2 separate regions of the Mus musculus genome follow, and region 1 is linked to region 2. Evidence: chromatin loops called from intact Hi-C (ENCODE). Cell type or tissue: gastrocnemius. All regions are shown on one strand. Each heading gives the region's core, and the rest is flanking DNA. Links, peaks and the distances in the headings are about the cores only.

Evidence for each region. Peaks named below come from ENCODE experiments on the same cell type or tissue, not always from the same donor. Only the 100,000 strongest peaks of a DNase experiment are listed, where the experiment ranks them.
Region 1: it touches region 2 in a loop (2.7-fold over the local background); 8 of 42 quality-filtered maps call a loop at or near these places.

What each region holds. Positions count from the first base shown.
Region 1 is chrX:13,508,705-13,519,874 of GRCm38, reverse strand. It overlaps Cask (calcium/calmodulin-dependent serine protein kinase (MAGUK family)), which reads left to right. Exons shown (of 27, transcript NM_001284503.1): 27 at 1-2,795. Among named protein-coding and RNA genes, the nearest start is that of Nyx, 53 kb to the right of the region's middle. In gastrocnemius, for the core only: a CTCF peak has its summit at 6,527; DNase peaks (open chromatin) are centred at 6,322 and 6,484; H3K27ac peaks cover 506 bases.
Region 2 is chrX:13,456,583-13,467,752 of GRCm38, reverse strand. Nyx (nyctalopin) reads right to left here and starts at 6,663. Exons shown (of 4, transcript NM_173415.5): 1 at 6,270-6,663; 2 at 1-1,643. In gastrocnemius, for the core only: a CTCF peak has its summit at 6,031 (motif pointing right); a DNase peak (open chromatin) is centred at 6,045; H3K4me3 peaks cover 1,172 bases; H3K27ac peaks cover 2,662 bases.

The sequences.
Region 1 (11,170 bases), core at 1,647-9,646, 52 kb before region 2:
TGGCCTTCTGGAGTCTGAGAGAAGAGCACTGGTGGCATCCTTCCTGCCCTTATACAGGTGGCGAAAGCCTGCACCTAGAACCCAGCGGCTGCCCCAGCAGCTCACCTGCTCTTCTCCACTAATACACAGCTCTAAAGCAGTGTGCTTATGACCTACAGGAAAACAATCTCTGAAGTCAGAGTACTATCAGTACAGCCGTACCCCGAGCAATCAGAGGAAATTGCTCAAAGCTTCTTGACTGCTTCCATTTCATCGGCCAGAACACACACACACACACACACACACACACACACACACACACTAGAGCAAATTACCAGAGATTGCTAAATCAGTAGTCAGCTGAAATGTTGGAAAGCCAGAGTGCAGGTCCTTTCTGCCGCCCCAGCCCTACTCCCCACAACAGGAGAAGGAGTGTTTGGATCTCCTAAGTTCGTTGCTTAAAAGATGAAGTGAGCTGATTTTCTAATCATAAAGCAGTAATTACTTCTCACATGCATCGTATTCCTATCTGAACACTGAAAAGGAATGTGTCCCTCAGCTTAATTCATCTGGAAGTTTCCCAATGTCGAGATAACATTGGAACTGCTTTAGCAGCACCCCATCAGAGGAGATGGCTTAAAATATCAGCTCAGAAAGGCAAAAGAAAGAGTTGACCTACTTCTTGCTATTTGCATTCAGAAGGCAGAGTCTCAGGCTATTGGTGGCAGAATAGATAAAGCTGCAGAGTTCCCCAGCAAAGGAAGAGTGGCAGGAAGCGGTCCCTTCCCTATATCTAAGGCCTGGGGCAGGCAGGCCAAGCATTCCTTTGAAGCTACTGTTATCTTTTTAAGCTTTTTATCTGTGAGTTCTGTTTTCCAATCAGGGGTCTCTTCATTAAGGTTACCAGGGTTTTGGTTTGTTTTTTTTTTTTTTTTTTTTTTTTTTTTTTTTTTTTTTTGCAAAAAGTTAAATCAACTGAACCACCCTCCAGGAAATGGGGAGCTACTCAGAATGGAAACTGCTCCTTAAGGGTGAGGCAGCCCAAAGCATTCTCTTGTCTCCCACTGATGGGATGTTCCTTTAGCATCTCAGGTCAGTTTCTTACACGGGGGAAAAATAAGCTTAGCTTGTCACAAACGCTATGGAGAAAATGGCTTGATTAGTGAATTCTTAATACAAATGTCTCCTTGGAAAGAATAGAGGGCACACTGCTAAGCATTCCAAAAATCAAGCCCCTGGCATGCCTCATCACTTCTTGTTTCAGGTCAGCATTCTGGTGGGTAGATAGTGGTGGCTGTTTGTCAGAACTGAACACAGCCTGCTCCATCTGTTCTCTTCGCAAGGATGCTGATGCTGAGGCACACTGAAGCCCCTGAACACATCTTTCTTGATGCCTCGTTTCTTCCTATGGCTTTCAGAAGGGCTGCATGTTCTTCTCATCGCTGTTTTTATTTGGGGGCACTTGCCCTTTTCTGGCCCTTTTAGAAATAGGGTCTCCCTCTCTGTGTGGTACCACTGGCTAAGGAAACCGTACTTGGGAGGCCTCATTTGTAATCAGCTATGCCTGGGCACTGCACACGTCCATTTGCCTTAAACTTGTGGGAAGTCTCGGGTTGCCCAGCTTACAGAGTGAAGTTCAGCTCCCACATCCATCCGGAAGTAGGGGAAAAGAGGAAGCGCGTCCAACCTTCCTATCTGCACTTCCTGTTGGTGCCTTCAGGCCACAGCAGCAGTAGCAGCTATAGGCAAAGAGCAGCACCGTCTCTGGGACGGGCATCCGCAAGTCTTAGCTGTTAGAGGGATGGGAGAGACCATTCCTGACTTCCCACTGTTTGTCACCCGACCCTCCATTAACTCCCTTGAATGAACCTGTGCAAATGGACCAAGCAAAAGAAAATGGAAGGAGATGTTTGCAGCCACATGGGAGACCACATTGCTGGCCCCAAGCACAACTCCAGCTCTGTGTATGTGCAAAACCTTGGCACTTGGCTACTGCTTAGAGTTCAATCCATTCTTTATAGCATGTGACTGAGTAAGGTCCGGGGATGATGAGTCTTTTGGACCCAGGAGAGAATCTCAACAGAGGGATTTGTGCTTGGGAGTAGAAGTAGGCATTCCTCCACAGAGAGTGGCATTGCCTTTATTTTTCATTTGGCAGAGACCAAGAATTGGGGGGTAGGGGTTGATTTCCAGTCTTTGATGTCGCCTGGGATGTCCTCTGCAGGCAGGTGGTGCTGAGACCACAGCATCGTGTTCCAGTGCAGTGTAGGTGCATTGCCATTCAGACTCAGTTCTGGGGTGGTTTTGCATAAAGCTTTGCCAATGTGTTCTTTCTTTCTGTATGTATTATTGCCTTTTTATAAAAGGTTTTGAAGTATTGTCTCAGTGATAAAAAGAGAGAGATGTTAATGGTTGTTGTATATTTCACCGTATCCGATTGTAAGTATTCGCAGGGTACAGCAAAGCCTTAGCTTGCAAGAGGAGCTGAAGGGGTTGGAAAGGTTCGGATTCTTTGTAAATGTCCTGCTTTTCTTTCTCTCTGTGTGTATCTATTTACATGCCTTAGCACATGCCCTCCCATCCCAACCCCTTTGCCCTGTCACCTGAACAACCACAAGGGTGGTGGCAAGCCAGCACAGTACAAGTCGAAACCCTAATCAGTTATCTCGTGTGACAGGGGGAGAAGAGAAACTGCATAGTATTCTTTGTAGAATATACATACCTGTAGGATGCTGTGTAATGGGAAACCATAGACTTGGGCTTTTGTCATTTCAAAGTTGGAGAAATGTATGAATAAAATGTATAAAACATGAAAAGGCACGTGTCTCCTCAGATTCCAGGCCAAACAGCTTGAGAACAAACACCCTTTCATGGTGTAGAAGGGAGGTCCGGCCAGATTTTAAGCCCTCTTCGTGGCTAAGTTCTGCAAGCCTCCCCCACACAGGTTTGTACCAAAGGGATGGCTTCTACCCTTTCTAGGAAGAACGTGTCCCAGGCTCCTGATGTCCATCCTGGAAACCTTCCTCTCAGCCATGGCTATCAGAGACTTCAACTTGCATTTGAATGCACATTTCAAGTAACTTCTGAACTTTATAAAAAGGAAGAGAAACACAAGTGGTGGCATCAGCTGGAAATAGAAGTCTAAATTGATTTTAGTGATGTAGGCGCCACAGCTCAGCAAATGTGGTTATATGACGTTTGCACAAAAAGCTGTAGGAGGAAGCGCTCTGGCTTCTTAGTTGGCTTGATGCAGGTGCTGTTTTGTAGTTTGGTTTGGCGTCAAGCTAGGGTATGGGACGTGGTGTTTGGGGTGCCCCTGCTCACCTCGTTGACACACTCCCTGCTCTGGCCTTTTGCTTTGTTCAAGAAAGTAGTTGTAGAGACTCACTCTTGCCTGTGTTGCATACACCCCAGAAAGGGGCCAAGTCCCAGTACATTTTACCTGCTCATTTGAAGGTTCGCAATAAGGAAACAGGAATACTGGTGATTATAAGCCAACACTTTACACAAACTTATCACTGTAAGAGTCTAGACATGATGGGGGTGGGGCAACAACTGGTCAGTAAAGCTCGTAGCAGCAAGCATGAGAACCTGGCTCTGATTCCCAGCACCCATAGAAAAAGCCAGGCATGGTGACAAAGCCTTGTAATCCCACTGCTGGAGAGGCAGAAACATGAATTCTGGGGCTCGGCTAGCCTCCCAACCTAGCTGAATTGGAATACCTCAGGGCTCAGTGAGAGACCCTATCTCAAAAGAGAAAGTAAACAGCTACTGAGGAGCTTGAGCGTGACCTTTGGCCTCCACTCGTGTACACATACACACACACACACACACACACTACACTGTTGTGAGTGACTCTCCTCCAAGCCAAGCAGCCACCATCTTGAGGAGTTCAGCTGTTCCCTCTTGGAAAAGAATTGCATTAGCTGGGCTTGTTGACTATTTGCACCCACTCATGAGGGAGTGGAGGATGTCACAACCCCTCACCTAAGTATCAGCCACTCTACCACCTATTTATGCAAGCATCTTAATTGCATGTGGCAGCAGGGAGAGGCTAGACTGGCTATATAAGCTGGGAAGACTAGTGAAGAGGGCACCATGACTGAAGCTTGTGGCCCCTCCTCAAAGCCATACACCCCCAGAGGGGCCAACTCAATTCTGATGAGCTATTGAAAGAAAATGGAGAAAAACAGCCTGCTGAGACCTCACAAGTGGCTTGTGATTGTGGGGGAATAAACTGAGGCTGGAGGTGGGGAAGCAGAGACCACACAAGGCAGGCTCACCACAAATTAACAGTTTTCACAGAATTTGCCCTAGAATGAGCTTGAATAATACAAATGTTCACTCTCTTTTAGGGTGGTGCTAACAGACGTGATGATGGCGACACATCTGAACCTAATACCTAGGGTCTGTATGCTTCCTTTTATATAGCATGTATCTCAGTTAGAAAAAGTCAAACTCAACAGCTGTGATCACTTTTGCAGCTACCCTCAATAATCATTTGACAAAATCTAACGCTGAGTCCTAATCTGAAAAGGATCTAGTCAAAGCATAAGACAAATATCCTTAGCAGCTAAAGAAGAGCTGTTTCATAGTCTACATAAGCCTGAGGACCTCAGCCCAGGTCCCTAGCACCCAAGTAAATGAGCCAGAGACAGCAGCACGACACAGGCCTGTAATCCCAGAACTGTGGTGATGGTGGGGACAGAAGGATCCCCAGAGCACACTGGCCAGCCAGTCTAGCACAATTGATGAGCTCCAGATTCACTAACGGACCATCTTTTTAAAACATGAGAAAAGCAATCAGAGAGGACACGTCAAGCTCCGTCCTCCACATGCTCAAGAACACATACCTACATAGGAACTCACACATGCAGGTGCACATCACACATGAATAAATGCACTCATGCATGCACAAACACAAAGAGAAATGAACAATGGAGGGAAGGATTGATTGAACTGGGGCCAGGATGATGCCAAGGGCAGGGAGGAAACTTGGAAGAGTTCTCCTCCAGGGGCACTTGCCTCTTCCACAAAAAGGTTGTTGTTGGATACAAATGAAGCTGAAGTAGGTCCGTGTTCTCTTCACATCTGCTCCAGCCCTGACATTTGGTTCAGATGAGCCCATGCTTAAGGTGCTTTCACAGAAGAGAATTTCATTCCTCGGTGAAGAGAAGTCACATCACCCTAGGCTTCAAATAGTTTCTTCAGATAATTTGGTTGGTCTGAGGTACTAGCACGATGGCTCAGCAAGTAAAGGGCTTGCCCTCAAGCCTAGCGACATGAGTTCAATCCCTAGAACTCCCATAGTAAAAGGAAAGAGCTGACTCCTGAAAGTTGTCCTCGAAATATTTTAAAACTAACTAGAACTGTGAAGAGAAAGTAGAAAAGTAAATGAATACATTTACATACTAATATCAATTGTATCTTGTTTGACTTTTCACTCTATATACAATTAAATACTTTATAATGCTAACACAGAAGTGGGGAAGGAGATAGCATTAACTCGGCTTATGCTTTACATTGTCAAGGTCAGGAATTTAATAATTTTTGTATGTCAAAGATGCTAGTTAAGAGCAAGTATTTCCCAGAATTCTAAGACATAATGCCTGGTTCAGAATTCAAACACTAGCCTGATTTAACGGAGCTGTGTCTGTCTCTCTCTCTGTGTGTGTGTGTGTGTGTGTGTGTGTAAAATTAATTTAGCCAAAACTGGGGAGACAGAATTCCTCCATCTGCCTCTGCTTTGCCCGTATAGCAATGTTACAATTTATAGAAAAGATGAAGAAAAAAAACAGAAAATATGAATATTTAGATTTAGCTGTGGGCGCAGGTTCCCAGACAGGGAGATACTCATTTTCCTGGCACCCTGGATCTTAGGGTGGACTATTTTCATTCCCAGCATGGTATTTCCTGTAGAGAGATGGAGCTGAGGAAAAAAAGATATTTTTTTTAAAAACAGACTCTTATTCGTAGACTCTTTTTTAAAAAACAGACTCATTACGTAATCATGAAAGCAAAATTAAGAGGTTATAACTTCCAAGCTGAGGTCAAACAATACAAAAGCACAGATCATAGAGGAAAGGGTTAATTAACTCAACTTTGAATTTAGGATCTTAAGAATTAAAATAGAAGCCAGGCACCACCACGCACCCCAGGCTGAGAAAGGAAAATCAATAGTCCAAGGCATAGAGAACTCAGGGCCAGGTTGGGCTACACTAGATCCTGTGCCAAAAGGAAAAAGAGAATTCAAATGGATTTGTCAAAAACAAAAAAGAACCAAAACCAGACTTAAGGCCCCCGTTTCAGTCCTCAGCAGCAGGGGGTGGGGTTGGGAACCCAGCTGGAAAGAGAAGCCCTAGAACAGACCTGGAATCTTTTCAACACCTTCCAACCCTGTAAACAAATCTTTCCAAAGTGGAAGCCATGAGATCTGTTCTTTACTTCCCTGGCAGTAAACAACAGACAGGGTCTGTGACCCATAGCTTCTGCCCCTGTGGGGCACCTGAACTCAGAATAAAGAAGCCCGTGAGCTTTATGCTCAAGGTGGCAGTAGAGGCTTGCAGCTGTCAGACAGAGGTGACAGGCTCTGACTCCACCTGACTGCAGTGGCCTTGGGGCTTCACTGGAGGGATCCAACAAAACACTTGGAGCTGTTTGGTTTGTTTTCCTTCACTATGGAACATCTGGTCTACCCTCGGTTCTTTAAGCTCCCCTAAAACTTTTTCCCTATAATGCTGAGGATAGAACCCAGGGCTTTGTGCATATTAGACACCTAATAAATTTGAAACTTCTCTTTACAAAGGACAGAGAGCATTCCCTAAAAACCACAACCAAGCAAAATGACTGGAGCCCAGTCCCAACTGATATATCTTCAAAACAACTTGTGCACCTAAGGCTCAGGGAACGTTGTGGAAGAAGAGACAGAAAGATTGTAAGAACCAGAGGATCAGAGAGTTTCTGGTGAGATTCTGTCTCTTAATAATTTCAGAAGCTACACACATAAAGTCTCACCAACATGACTGCCCAATTATGAGCTGAACAAGGATAATACCAATAACCATGCCAAATTGGATGAAGAAAAGTCCATGACGCTTCAATCCCACACAAAGAACTACAGGCAACTGAAGAATGTTCAGAGTGAAAAAATAGTCTTCTCCAGGGAAGGGCACACCAATCACTTATCTAATACCAAGTAGTCAACTTTGTATATATAATATGTATAACAATATAATAATATATATAAACAACTAATACAAAAAGAGGCCATGGATTTGAAAGACAGGAGGAAAGGGTATATGGGAGAGTTTGGAGGGAGGAAGGGAAGGGAGGCATGATGCAATTGTACTATAATGCCAAAATTAGAGAAATAAATACATAAAATACTCAAAATTTTACCCAAAAGTTGCAAGGGGCCCTGGGAACTTTTTTGAGCTCAGCGGGTAAAGCACTTGGCACATGAGCAAGGTGACCTGAATTCAGATCCACAGCACCTCACATACGAGGCCAGGCATGATGACATTCTACTGGAAATTCACATAAGGAGGAGGCAGAAACGGATAAATTCTGGGAGTGAGCACTCACTTGCTCACCAGCTCAGCTACTTGGCAAGCTCCAGGTTCAGTAGAAGACTTTGTCTTAATAAATAAATAAATAAATAAATAAATAAATAAATAAATAAATAAGTAAAGTGAGGACATTGACTTCTGGCCTCGATGCACAAGTACATGTAGTGCCACAAGTGTGTACACATATGAACATATACACACATATACTCGTGCATACACAAAAGAAGATAGGTAAATGAATACTTAGAAAACAAAAAAGTTAGCCGGGCAGTGGTGGTGCACGCCTTTAATCCCAGCACTTGGGAGGCAGAGGCAGGTGGATTTCTGAGTTCGAGGCCAGCCTGGTGTACAGACTGAGTTCCAGGACAGCCAGGGCTATACAGAGAAACCTTGTCTCGGGGAAAAAACAAAACAAAACAAAACAAAACAAAAAAGTTGCATGCACACTTGTAGCAAATTTCTATAGCCCTATGTTGCTAGGCATCCATTGTGAATATAGGTTGTAGCTTCTTATCCCAACAGTTTAGTCACCCTTGATGGCACTTCCACCTTCAGATCTTCTCAATTACTTGTCTTCATTGCAAAGAGGGGTGGGTATTTGTTTGTAAAGGGGAAGACAGGAGAAAAAGGTTTGGGGTGAAAGCAGAAGAGATGATGTTTGCTCTTGAAGTGTTTAGTACCATATTAGTTCTTTTTCTCATTGCTTTGACCATATACACGGCAAGAGGCAGTGTAAGGGAAGAAAGGTGTGGCAAGAGTTTAAGACAGCTAGCCATACAACTTTGGCAATCAGAAAGCAGGGGGGGGGCAGTATATAACCCCCAAGCCTCACCCCCAGAGCAGGCCACTTCCTCCAGCCAGGACCCAACTCCTTTGAATTCCATAACCTCTGCCAAAAGCACCAGAAGCAAGGGACCACTTTTCAGGGGATGTCCCACCCTTAGCAAGAATGACAGTGTTTCCCCAGCTCACAGCTTCCTACTCAAGGAAATGCTTCAACTCAGGCAGATGCAGCTCTACTCCCCACCCCCAACTAAATCACAAAAAATGAGACTGCACTCTACCCCTCCTCTCGGACAGGTGGAGGTATGTGAGCAAGGCCAGATCCACGGGCCACTCCCATTGGAGTCTTTGAGTCTTTAGAGAGAGGGAAAAGATGAGACAGATACCTTTCTAAGCAGAGATGCAAATACTCTCCCAAGAATTGTTCTGGGATACAGTTAAAAGTATGAGGATGGGAGAGATTGCTCAGCAGCTTTGCTGCTTCCCCAAGACCCAAAACTGCAACCTGAGTTCTAGCCTCTGAAACAACAGTGGAAGGAGAGAACTGATTCCTGCAACTTGTCCCCCTCCTCTCTGTGTCTCTCTGTGTCTCTGTCATCTCTGTCTCTGTCTCTCTCTGTCTCTCTCTCTGTCTCTGTCTCTCTCTCTCTGTCTCTCTCTGTCTCACACACACAGACACACACACACACACACACACACACACACACACACACACACACACACACACAGGGTGGAGGCAGTGATGATCAGAACATCACAAGACTCTTATTCCCAAACTCTGAGAGAACCTCTGGAAAACCAAAGAAGTCCCAGACTCTTTTTCTCTGCAAAAGTCAAAAAATGAAGAGGAATTGGAATGATAGCATTACTTTGTACCAACACACACACACACTTTATTCAGTACTTTTTCTGTGTATTACAGTGTGGTTGCCATTGGGCATGATTTTGATTGGTTGGTTTTGTTCTTCCTTTTTTAAACATTGGTTTTAATAATTTCATGCATGAAGACATTGCACTTACATCATCCCCCCCCTCCTCCCTCCAACTCCTTCCATGACGCTCCTACTCTATCTCAAATCCATTACCTCTCCTTATATAAATACAACCAAATCCTTTTAGTATTTCGGTCTGATTACTTGGGATTGAATAACCTAACAGGGGACTCCTTCCTAGAGAAGATTGATTGTCTTCTCTTAGAATTCATTGATTGCCTGTAGCTCTCCATCTAGGGGCCGGATATTGTGAGATCTTTTTTTTTTTTTTCCTCTATCCGGATAGATATCTTGAGATGTCAACTGGTGTCAGGTTTTTGGGGCAGGGTGTCTCTGTATATCCCTGGCTGTCCTGGGACTTGATTTGTAAAGACCAGGCTGGCCTAGAACTCACAAAGATCCACCTGCCTCTGCCTCTGCCTCCTGAGTGCTGAGATTAAAGGCATGCACCACCACTGCCAGGCCAAAAGAAAAGAAAAGAAAAGAAAAGAAAAGAAAAGAAAAGAAAAGAAAAGAAAATCTTTTATTCAAAGAGAAAGAAGCAAAAGCTTCCTTGGTGGGGGTGACCGGCATACTTCTCTGTGGGTATAAGTGTTTAGCATGCAATGGGATTACACTGGTTTGGAAAGTGGGAGTCAGGTTGTACTGGTCTTGTTTGGGCAACCATATTCTTAAGTTCTGATGATGTGGCTTTCCTGTCATATGTAGAAGACACTGTCTAGTAGCAGACATGCTGATCCTCTGGCTCTTACAATCTTTCCACCCTCCCTTCAATGATGTTCCTTGAGTGATAGATGTAGGAGTTGTGTTGTAGATGTAGCAATTGATGTGGGATATCCTGTGGTCAGTCGTTCTCTGTGTTTTGACCAGTTATAGATTTTTAGTGATGATCTCTATCTGCTACAAAAAGAAGTTTCTTGAAGTAAAACCCTATTTCTAAAGGCAGCACAAACTTTGGACACAGGACTTGAGGACAGAGAAATTGATCTGGAAGTATCATAGAAGCCTCCTCCCTAAGGACTGTCTCTCACAGGCTTGAAAGGAGCTTGTGTAAGGTGCCAAGGGAGAAAAGCAATTAAAAGTCCGACCCAGCTGTAAAGCCTATGAACCATAGACCTAACCAGCATAGCTAGATAACCCCTAGAGTGGCAGAGGGGCACTTACATCTTGAGGGTAACCAACAGCCATTTCATTGGACTTAAGGTCCATTCAGTGGGATAAAATTCATGCCTGGTAGTAGAAACCTGACCTGTGTATGGTCGATGAAGTCATGGACTCTAGAGAACATATTATTGCCACTTTCCAAAACAATGTAATCCCAACTGCATGCTAAATACAGAGAAGTATAGCACTCACCTCACCAAGGAAGCTTTTGTTTTTTTTTTTTTTTGTTGTTTTGTTTTGTTTTTAACTGGCAATGATGGTTCACACATTTAATCCCAGCACTCAGAAAGCAAAGACAGGCAGATCTCTGTGAGTTTAGGGCCAGCCTGATCTACAAAATGAGTTCCAGGTTAGCCAGGGCTACATACAGAAACCCTGTCTCAAAAATCAAAAACAAAGATGTATTTAAGTAGGGAATGTTGATGCAGCCCTTAATCCCAGCACTCAGAAGGCAGTGGCAGGCATATCTCTGTGAGTTCAAGACCAGCTTGATCTACAGAGCAAATTCCAGGACAGCCCAGCCAGGGCTACACAGAGAAATTCTGTCTTGAAACCCACCCCCCCAAAATAATTTTCTTTCTTTTTATATGTGTGTGTGTGGGGGGGGGGGGTGGATGTGTGTGTGTGTGTGTGTATGTGTGTGTGTATGTCTACATGTGTGGTGATGCCTATAGAGACCAGAAG
Region 2 (11,170 bases), core at 1,660-9,659:
AGGGAGCACACAGGGGCAAAGAGCAAGGACTGTGCATGCATGCAGGGTTGACTGTTTATTTTTCTTTCAGATAGTAGCTGGAAAAGCCTCGGTATCGGATGAGGATTAGCAGAGATGAGCAAACGTGTCTGCCTTTTGAATTGCCAAAGCCAATGACAGATTTTGCTGACAAACCAATCAGTTTTATCCCCAAGCCTTGGCTACCAGAGCCTTCCTGCCCTCTCCATCTGCCAGGCCCCTTTTTTGCTTTAAACCCTTCCCACATTCTGCCCAGTTCCCTGACCCCAGCCCTAGCCCCACCCATCAGCAATAAGCAGTCTGCAATCCGCTTCCCGCTACCAAATGGTATTATAGGTCTTTGTAACAAGGACACATTATGTAACTTTAGAGGGCTGTAGTGGGGACCAGGCAGTTTAACATAACCGTGTTTTGCCCAAATTGCAAACTGCTGATTTCATCTCTTTGGAAAGGCGGATGATCCCCAAACAGAAGGTGGCAGAGGCCCTTCCCAGCAGGCAAGAAGCTTTGGTGTTGAGGCTTGCGGCCATGCTTGGCCTAAGGCCATTAAGTCCTGTGTCAAATTCCGAATCTGAGGTCTTACAATCCCATCAGGCAAGGATGTAAGCTCTTGCTGCTCTGTTTGGTTTGTGGATGCAGCAGAGGCGATAGCTGTAGCAGTACTGGGAGCTGGTTAGGAATGCTGAAACTCAGGCAGCCTGCTCGCAACCCAGACTCTGAGAGATTCCTCTGCCTAAGGGGCTGCCGAGACTGATTCCTGGACAGACAGCAGGGACATGTTTCTCTGACCACTGATCCACAGTTCAGCTGTCCTACATGCTCCTGGTCCCAGCAGCTCCTCCAGGCCTGAGTGGGGGTGGAGGGTTGGCTGCTGTTCCCTTGTAAGACATCCATGAAAACATGCCAAATTCTCACTCTGCTGAGAGGAAATTTGACATTCCCTTCCCATAATAAGGGCTCTGTTTGTGGATTCAGCCATCAAGGCCACAATACCCTGGGGAATTACCAGTTTCTTACATTTGGACCTTGAAAGCAAAAATATGACTGAACTGGTCTAACCTCTGATACGAAGTGTCTTAGTTAGGGTTTCATTGCTGTGACGAGACACCGTGACCAAGGCAACTCTTATAAAGGCAAACATTTACTTGGAGCTGGCTTACAGGTTCAGAGGTTCAGTCCATTAGCATCAAGGTGGGAACATGGCAGCATCTAGGCAGGCATGGTGCTGGAGGAGCCAAGAGTTCTATGATCGAAAGCAGCAGGGAAAGACTGTGCCACACTGGGTATAGCTTGAGCATAGGAGACCTCAAAGCCCACCCCCAGAGACAACCTTCCTTAGACAAACCACACCTACTCCAACAAGGTCACACCTCCTATAGTACCACTCCCTATGGGCCTAGCATTCAAACACATGAGTCTATGAGGGCCCCTATTCCTAATCAAACAACCACAGGAAGGAATGACTGGGATGGGGTGAGTAAAAGTAACATAGGTGAATGAAGCATCCCCCCCCCATCCCACATAAGTCCTTATCCGTAGGTTAAGTGGGAGTGGTAGACACAGTCTGTAACCACCAGTGTTGCAAAGGTCCTTGTGGCTCAGGAAGGTAGAGCTGGCAGTGAGGTCTGAAAACCAAACAGAAACAATGCAAGATTAGCATTAGAGAAAGACCTGCTGGTAAACAAACTCTCCAACCCTGGAACCACCCTGCTCCCCGTACCACATACACCCCCACTCCTAGCCAAGAGGCCTGCTAGAACTGCCTGGAGCCACAGGAGCAGGAGGTAGAGAGGAAGATGATGATGAAAGACAGGTGATCCATTAAGTTGTGAGTGGAATCACGTGTAACAGAGCATGGCCAAGAAAGCCAGCATTATACAAAGAAGCTCCAAAGGCCCCAATATGTATCATAAAAGACTCATCCTGGTACAGCGTTGGCCATTTGTGCTTCTAAATGTTCTCCTGCTCTTGCTTCTCCCCTCGAAAGTGTCTTTTTCAACTTACATTTTCATCATTTTTAGTTATGCGTAGTAGGTGGATGTGTCCACATGTGGGTGTGGGTGTGGGTGTGTGAGTGCAGATGCCTGAGGAGCCCAGAGGCATCTGATCCCGTGGAGCTAGGGTTACAAGTGATTGTGAGATGCCTGGCATGGGTGCCCAGAACCCAGCTCCAGTCCTCTTAACTGTTGAGTTGAATAAACCATACCTGCTTCTGCTACTATCTATGTGTCTGCATTAGCTTTCTTATCCTCAACACAGAGCCTAGAACCGCTTGAAAGAACCAACCAAACCCTGACCTCCACTGAGTCCACTTGTACCTTCTCTTCAGATATCCCAGTGAAGTCTCTGTGCCCTTTCCCTCCCCTCTTCAGCAAACCAGAGGCTGAAATATGGCTATAAAAGTGGGTCTGGTTACACCCACAGCCCTTGTTGTCCCCCTTACCTTCCAGCTTCATCAGACCCATGGGTCAACAGCTCTAGCATTGTTCACTGATGAAGGTTCACTTGCCCAGAGAGTATTGCTGATATAGGAGAGCCTAGCCCACTCTGGGCAGCACCATTCCCTGCGTAAGTGGTCCTGGTCTATATAAGAAAGTTAGCTAACCGTGAGCCTGTGAGCATGATCAACTTGAGGTTTTATTATGGCAGAGCATTAATTCTATCAGTTACCAAGATATAGATGCAGTCTTTCTTAGTTGTGCCATATTTAACTCCTTGTCTATACAGTGCTCTGGGGTGGTCTCCCAGCTAGAAGCTTCTTGTTAGGAGCCAACTTTACTAGCAATTAAGGCTGTTCATTAGAAGCAAGAATAAATGGAAGGATGACTGTGTCTTTTGTGTGTTACTGGAGGGTAGGGAAACCAGAGGTCACTGTCCTTCCTCTTATCAGTCTAGCTTGGTTATCTCACAGCAAGCTATCAGCCCTCCTAGTCTTCCTCAGTATCTCAGACTGACCTTTGAAGCCTTAATCTTCCTTTTAATCCCAGCCTGTGTTCTCAACGCAATACATAGGAGCAAGTTACAGCCCTCACCATGGGTCCTTTCAATAGCTATAGAAAGAAAGGTATCTCTCGTTAAGAAAGGTTAGTTTGAACCTATTAAGGGGATTCTTGGCTTCAGGCGGTCAGGGAGTCTCCTTGGGTGCTTTTGGCTAGAGCTCAGATACTAAAGCCACATTCTTTTGCTTTTACTTCACAGGCATACACATGCCCAATAGAAGCTAGACCATTATGGAGGGCTAATGCATGGCACGTTTAGCCTGATACCGAGGAAACCAAGCAAAGTTTTGTTGTTGAGAGGCAGAGAGCTGGGAGGGCAAGAAGTCTCAACCCCAGTTCATGCCTTTATTTCTGGATGCCTGGTCTGCAGCATAAGACGTTCTCTGCCTCTTGTTCCCACAGAAGTAGATCCGGAGACAAGGACACAGATGGAATTATTTTGTTTGGGAGGTGATTGACAGAAGCTCCCCAGGGGATGGGGTGGGGGTGAGGTGGATAAAGCACTGTTATTGGGCTCCCAGGGCCGCTGCTGCTTCTCCTGCCCAGCCAGCACCCGGATGACTGCTTCCAGGGGAGATGAGGGACTGTGTATTTGCTAGCCATCTTGAGCTATGTGCCAACATGTTGTAGACATTTTGCTTCCTAAAAACAGCTTCTGTTGGGCAGGAACTCAAGAGCCTGTAGACATTGACTGATCTGGCCTTAAGCTCATCAGGTCCTACTCATGAAAGAGAAAGAAGCCCGCCAGGCCTCTATTTTAGGTGGCTAGGCCTTTGTCTCAGTTCAGGGCAGTGAGGAAAAAGGCAGCCATCTTGAGAGGAGGAAGCTGGTCATCTTAGAAATCTGTCATCTTATTTTCTAGTCATGGCCGTTATCCCTATCTGTCTGACTTTCAGGAAATGTGTCTAACTCACCACACAGAGAGAGAGAGAGAGAGAGAGACAGAGACAGAGACAGAGACAGAGACAGAGACAGAGACAGAGACAGAGAGATGGAGGATAGGACATATTTTATTCGATGGTTAGTTAGTTAGTTAGTTAGATCTATAACTTTCAAATATTTAAAACGTCCAAACGTTTAGACACGTGGTACATGACCCTCCCTGTATACTCTAACCCCAGATCCCACAAATATTAGAGGCTAGCCTATGTTTGCTATCTAGGTGGAGGTGTTCAACTGTTTGCCTGAAGTGAAGCCTGTGTGAAAATGAGCGAAGGATCTAGAATAAAAGAACTAGGATAAAGATTGGCCTTTATCCTGCCTTTTCCTCTCACTTTCTGGTCTCAAATGGACTCCCTGAAGTTCTGTGCCTCATAGTCTAACCCAGACTCTAGATTCCTCATGTAAGGAAACTAGGGCTCAGAAACTGCAAGAGACCTGTTGCTCAAGATGCCAAGTGTTGACATAAAGGAAGTAAGAAAATAGTTTATTCTGAGTCATATGGCCTGGGAACCTTGAATGTCACATTCCACAGTAGAAGAGATGACATGAACTGTATAGTCACAGAAGAATGTAAAGTTGTAAGTCAATAAACTTTCAATTACATTGGTAGGAACATCATGTAGCCTGGCAACTGCACAGCCACAAAGCTGCTCCATAGGTATGTGTCATCTAGAGTGCTTTGTTTTAGGGTAGGTGGAGGTCAAAGGTCTGCTAAGTTCTGTGATATACTGATGAGGGCTTCTCTGAACAAGAACGTTGGGCCAGGAGCCTGTAAAATGGCTCGGCTATTAAGAGTGCTTGCTGCCAAACCTGATAACCTGAGTTGGATTCCCCCCAGACCCATATGGTGGAGGGAGAGAATCCTGTAAGTTGGTTTTTGATTTCCACTCATGCAAGGTGGCACACACACCTACACACACAAATACAAACACTTTTTTTTTAATTTGTAAAGAATTTAGGTCATGGCTGGGAAGATAGCTTACTCAGTAAATCTGAGTTGGATCCCCAGAAACCACATTAAAAAAAAAAAAAAAAACAACCCAACATGGTAACAGAAACAGACAGATCACTAGCCAGCCAAGCCAGCCAAGCCAGCCTACTTAGCAAGCTTCAGACAAGTCTCAAAATAAATCAATTGGATGTCTTCTGAGGAAGGGCACCCAAGGTTGTCTTTTGGATTCCACATGCACTCCACAAGTGCACTGGTGGGCATGAGCCATCCATTCACGTACACACACACACACACACACACACACACACACACACACATGTTGGGTCAGATATAAAAAAATAAAGTAAATGGTTATTAAAGGTTCTAAAATAAGTCAATTTTGACTCTCCTCTTTTCACAAAATTCCACACCAAGTTGTTCTAATCAGACGAAGCTTCTTCAGAAAACTTGAGGTTACAATGCTGAAGGCAGAGCAAGGAATTGGTCGCCTAGGTTATGGTTGGTTTTTGTTGTTTTGCTTTTGTTGTTTTTTTTTTTTTTTTGTTTTCTCTCCTGAGATTCCAGTAAGAAGCCAAAGAGTCACCCTCACTGCCTATGTGAGATCAGGATGAGGCACCCCTAAACTGCCTTAGCTGAAACCATCCTTTTGTTGGAATCCCTGGCTCCTTGTAGGGCTGGGGGAATCGACCTGAATTCACAGCCTTAGCTCTGGACTGCAGCAGGGGACGCTACTTATTCTGCTGACTCTCAGAATGACGTCACCCCAAGGACAGGCCCAGACAAAGTCGGGATGCAGGCTCGTACCGGATTCCGGGTCCTGCGCACAAAGCGTGCCTTGGCGGTCGGTCGTAGAGGGGCAGCTGGCCACGAGTCCCCAGTATGAACGTTTAAGTCCCTATTCCTTCCCACCTCTCTGGATTTCGAAAACTAGTTCAGCTCGCTAGCCCGGGTTAGCAACCACTCGTGACGCACCAGGGGACTTTTTCCCTCTCAAGGTCACGTCCTTGCGAAACCTGGACAGCCACTGCGGGTAACCCGTGCTGCAGCCCCGCCCGCTCCCAAGGTCTGGTGGGGCGGGGCATCCGAGCATGGGCCCCGCCCTCCCAGGCTTGCCCATCAGAGGGCGCTGAAGCTCCAGCGCTGGACCAGTGCCACCGCAACCTATCTTATCGTCCCCGCCAGGAAGCAGGCTCCAGCATGGCGGCGCGGGGGCGGCTGCCTGGCCCGGAAAGGCCCGGGGCACGCCTGAGCCGGAAATCTTAGTCACGCACCTGAAGTCGCTGGAAGGCTAGCTGCCCTGGTCAAAGGACAGCCTGCCAAAAGTCCCTCTGGAGAGGGTCCTTCAGTGACCTACTCACCTGACTGACCCTGGAGTCAGGAGGGTGGATAATAAGCCAGTCTGACACAGCACATAAAGGGTTGGCCCAGGATTTCTTCTGCTGTGCTTCTCAACAGACTCGCTGCCCTAATACTCCAAAATGCACGTTCCAGGAGCTGCATGTGAAATCGCCACTCTCTGTGGCCTCCAAAAATAGAGCTGTAGGCCCATCTGCCTTGCCCAAGGAAAAGACCCAAACTCAATGCAGCAGGGAACTGCCAAGTATCAAATCAATGTCCCAGTCTCAAAGAGGCCTCTGAAACAATGGTTGATGGCGCTGACACATGCTAAGAGGTGAAAGAGGTCCTGGGACAGGTTTCCTAAGCCACCAGCAGCACGGCCAGACAACAGTTGAAATCAGTAGTTATGGACCTAAGGAGCTAGAGGCTTTAGAATAAAATGTTAGGGGGAAGAAAGGAATTGTTCTGATCTGTGATCAGAAGGACTAGGATAAGAGGAATTGGGCAGAGTCCCAGGAGTGAAGGGTTAGTCAGTCCATAGCAGAATTGCTGCATTTTGGCAAGTCCGTTCTGAAAGCTGAAAGTGAGGTGACCTTCAATGGGTAGTCTTCGGCACACAGGGCAACAATGCAGTGCAGCAGATTTGTCCTTTTCTTTGTTGATTTAGCTGGAAGCTGTCAGTTAAAATAATCTCATCTGATCTCTTCCTCCATTCTCTGGCCTGTAACTTAATTTAGAGAGTTTCAGAATTCTCTTATCACAGGTATTCAAGGCAGGCAAAAGATCCCGGAACATCTGATTTCAGAAGACAAGCCATCGAAGATACCTGAGTCTGTGCAATGTTGAGCCACCAGGCAACTGAGTCTCTGCTGATGACCTGTCAGAAAAACAAATGCTGGGAGAGGCTTGGGCCTCCCTGCTGCTCTCAGATAGGCACCTTTTGCCACTTAGAAAATTAGTGTTTGACAGACATACACGAGGCTAGAGCTTGAAGCTGACCAGCAAAGAAAAGATACAAAGGCTTCCACTTTCCACCTGTCAAAGGAATGGATCTAGGGACAAAGAAGTCTGTCGGGCCTGAGATGGGATGGGATCTTCCACCCCACAAAACCCCTGAGGCGTCTATTTGAAAAAATGGGTGAGCTTTAAAACATTTTCCTCACCTGGACTTGAATTTAAAATCCTGTTAGGTTTGAGAGTCGCCTTTCCTGGATACATGTGGCTACCGTTCCTCGTGAAAGAACCCTCTCCTTACAGCAAATGGAGGCTACCACAGAAAACCACAACTGGAGCAATAGATTCTAGGGAGCTCAGGCCCAATGGATACACCTACACCACCACTCCTGCATCTATGACTCAGGGAGCATCGATGAAGAGAAGGAAGTCTGCTGTGAAATGGTCTCTCCTACAAATGACTGCATAAACAAACCAGAACAAAGGTAATATCACAGACATGTTCTCAGGGAAGGGGAAATCCACCAGGCCCCATCCTTAGGCAAAGAGCTACCTACAGGCAACTAATGGCTTTGGGAAAGATGACTAGCCTCTCCCAGTAATGAGCATCCTTAATTGGTTGTCTAATGCAGAATGGTCAGCCTTGAACACACATACACACACACACACACACACACACACATCACCAACAAAAATGGACTGAGCAGGTTGGATATGTGTGTGTGTGTGTGTGTGCACACGCGCGTGCATATTTCATACTCACATGCACACAAATATGTATGTAACAATAAATAAAATATGCTATCTACTTAGGAGTATACGAGGACATAGGAGGGCATCAGGGAAGGGTAGCTGGAAAGTGCTAGAGGGAGGAAAGTGGTATGATTCTATTTCAATTATAAACATAGTTTGAAGTAAAATTAAAATATATATAACATTATAGAGAGTATATCATTGGTGGTACGACTAACAATGCATAACTAAAAGCCCGCACACAAGAGGCTGAAGCAGAAGAACTGTATTTGAAGCCACCCTGGATTATATGTGACTCTCTTCCCTTCTCTTCTCTTCTCTTTTCTTCTCTTGTCTTCTCTTGTCTTCTCTTGTCTCCTCTTCTCTCCTCTCCTCTCCTCTCCTCTCCTCTCCTCTCCTCTCCTCTCCTCTCCTCCCTGCTCCTCTCCCCTCCCCTCCCTTCCCTTCCCCGCTCCTCTCCTTAACCCTCCCCTCCCCTCCCCTCCCTTCTCTTCTCTTCTCTTCTCTTCTCTTCTCTTCTCTTCTCTTCTCTTCTCTTCTCTCTCTGTTATACACATTCATACATGCATGTACATTGTTATAAATATACATTATATATAAATGATTTTATGTTTCTAAAACGTGGAATGAAAAACAAAGATATATTGGGACAAAGAAGATGGCTGTGGAGAGAGGTAAAAGCAAAGCATGAGGCCCTGAGATCAAACCCTCAGCACCAACATTAAAAAAAAACAAACAAAAAAAAAAACCCCAGATACAGCTGCACATGACTGTAACCACAGCATTGAAACACAAGTGGATCCTGGGAGCTGCTTGCCCAGCCCACTTACCTGAACCCGCAGGTTTCCTGTTCAGTAAGAGATCTTTCCTAAGCAAAGCAACAAGGCTGAGAGCAATAGAGAAAAACATCAAACATCCTGCTCTGACCATTACTTCTGTGCACCAAGCATGTACTACACACAGACAACACACACAAATAAAAGAAATAAAAACTCTGTTACAGGGAACATAGACAATCTGGGGACCAGGGTCCCCTTATCTTAGGAAAGAATCGATTAGCATGCCTCATTTACATTTACATGTGTTCTAGGCATTGTCCTATGACTTTTTATAAATTGTAAAATGGCCAAAGGCTCACTCGGGAGGAATTTAGACTTCTCCACCTCCCCATTTGGCCAATTTGTAAATAAATCATCTTTCTTTTACCAATGTCTGTAGCCAGGCTTTTGGCCACTTTGTGGGTTCTTTTTTCTTCCACCCTTATTTCATCCTTTCAACCCCCCAACATTAGGTAGGAGTGAAAAAAGGATAGGAGGGAAAGGGGGCCATTATCAGTAGACTGCTTCCTGCTCACTGGGGTCAACAAGTTCCTTGGGGAAAGTTTGTTTGTCATCACCAGGATAGCTAATTCCTTCTCATTTTTTTTTGTTCATGATCACTTGAAAAACCACAATATACAACACCCAACAGCATCCAACCACCAACCACCCAGTCACACTATTGAGGCTCTAGCATATATACATCCTCTGAAAAGTCCCCAGAATTCCAAATGTGACACTCTCACAGAAACTATCCTCAGCTGGCAAAAACCTCACTCTTGCTTAGAGCATGAGGCAAATCATAGTCAACTGCTATGAAGCAGCCCCATATCCCACACCTGGAAAACATGGTCTCACAATATTTCTGTGTTTTTTAAAGAAACCAGAATTCTCACTACAAATGTCTGGGTCCTAGTTTATGTAGCCAGTAATGTAAGTTCTATCTCCTGGACCTACATTATGAAAGAAGATAACTCCTGCCATTGTTCTCTGGTCTCCAGAGTACACCCACACACATACACAATCAAATAAAAATGTTTAAATGTGTAAGTAAAGGAAATAGAAACAAAAGCATCAGGTTCATGAATGTGATGCTAACAGTGGCATCATCAAGAAGAATGACTGTACCAGGTGAGTAGTGGCTCACACAAGTAAACCCAGTGCTCCAGAGATTGAGGCTGGAAGATTATAATAGCTGTGGTCTGAGATCCCAGGATGCTTGTCCTAGACAAGGAGAAAGGAAGTCTGGAGAGAGAGAGAGAGAGAGAGAGAGAGAGAGAGAGAGAGAGAGAGAGAGAGAGGAAGAAGAAGAAGAAGAAGAAGAAGAAGAAGAAGAAGAAGAAGGAGGAGGAGGAGGAGGAGGAGGAGGAGGAGGAGGAGGAGGAGGAGGAGGAGGGGGGGGAGGGGGGGAGGGGAAGGGAGGGGAGACAGACAGACTCAATCAGTAGGTATGTTAGAAAGAAAGCCAGTGGGAAATTCCTAAAGTAGACAGGTTACCAAAGAGGAACATGCAAGGAGGGTGTCTTTTAAACACTTACAAAACAGAAAACATCAGTCAGGTAAAGAACAGCTTGTCTCCTCTAGGCACACAAGTGAAGCAAGCCATCCTACTGGTTCAGAGGGTTCAGACTATTGAGTGGTAAGATTGACCCATCCCGGTATGGTTCAGGACTTAGGCTCACAGGGATGTCTCTTTGGGGTTGGTTGAGTCCCATTATGGAAAGATCTAGCAATAGGAAAGATTAGTGAGTTGGGTTTAGAGGGTGTCAGTCATACTGACCAAGAGCCAATAACCACAGCAAAAGTGAAAGAGAAATCCTGCTCCTCTCATGGTTACAGGGGCCTGTGCATAAGTGACCCGTCCAGCAGGTCCAGTTATTCGAGGGTCTCGAGGGGACCTTCTCCTAAGAACCAAATGGGGGGAGGGAGAGACAGATACCAAGTGCAAGAACACACAGAAGCAGTCTGAGTAGCATCAAGGTGTCACTGTATTCAGCAAGGCTCAAGGCTTAAATGCACAAGCAAAAGGGGAAGTACTTCTCAGCAGGAGGAATGGGGCAGCAGAAATGCACAAGCAAAAGAGGAAGTACTTCTCAGCAGGAGGGATGGGGCAGCGGAAATTTTTCTTTTGGCAACTACATGGGGAAGCAGGAACTTGGTAGTATCAGGGTACATCTTGTGGTCAGGACATCTGGCGCGCTGACTTAGGGCTGGAACATTCTGTGGTTGTTCTCGAAACGGTGCTTTTGATCCCCTTTTCTTCTCGGGGGGCGGGGGGAGAGGCCCAATTCGGAGATCAAGAAAATAGAGTTGTCTTAATAGCTCCCAACACGTAAGGAAGCCACAGATTAGGGTAGCCATGGAAAGGAAGCCTCTGGTGTAGTAACCCAGCTTGA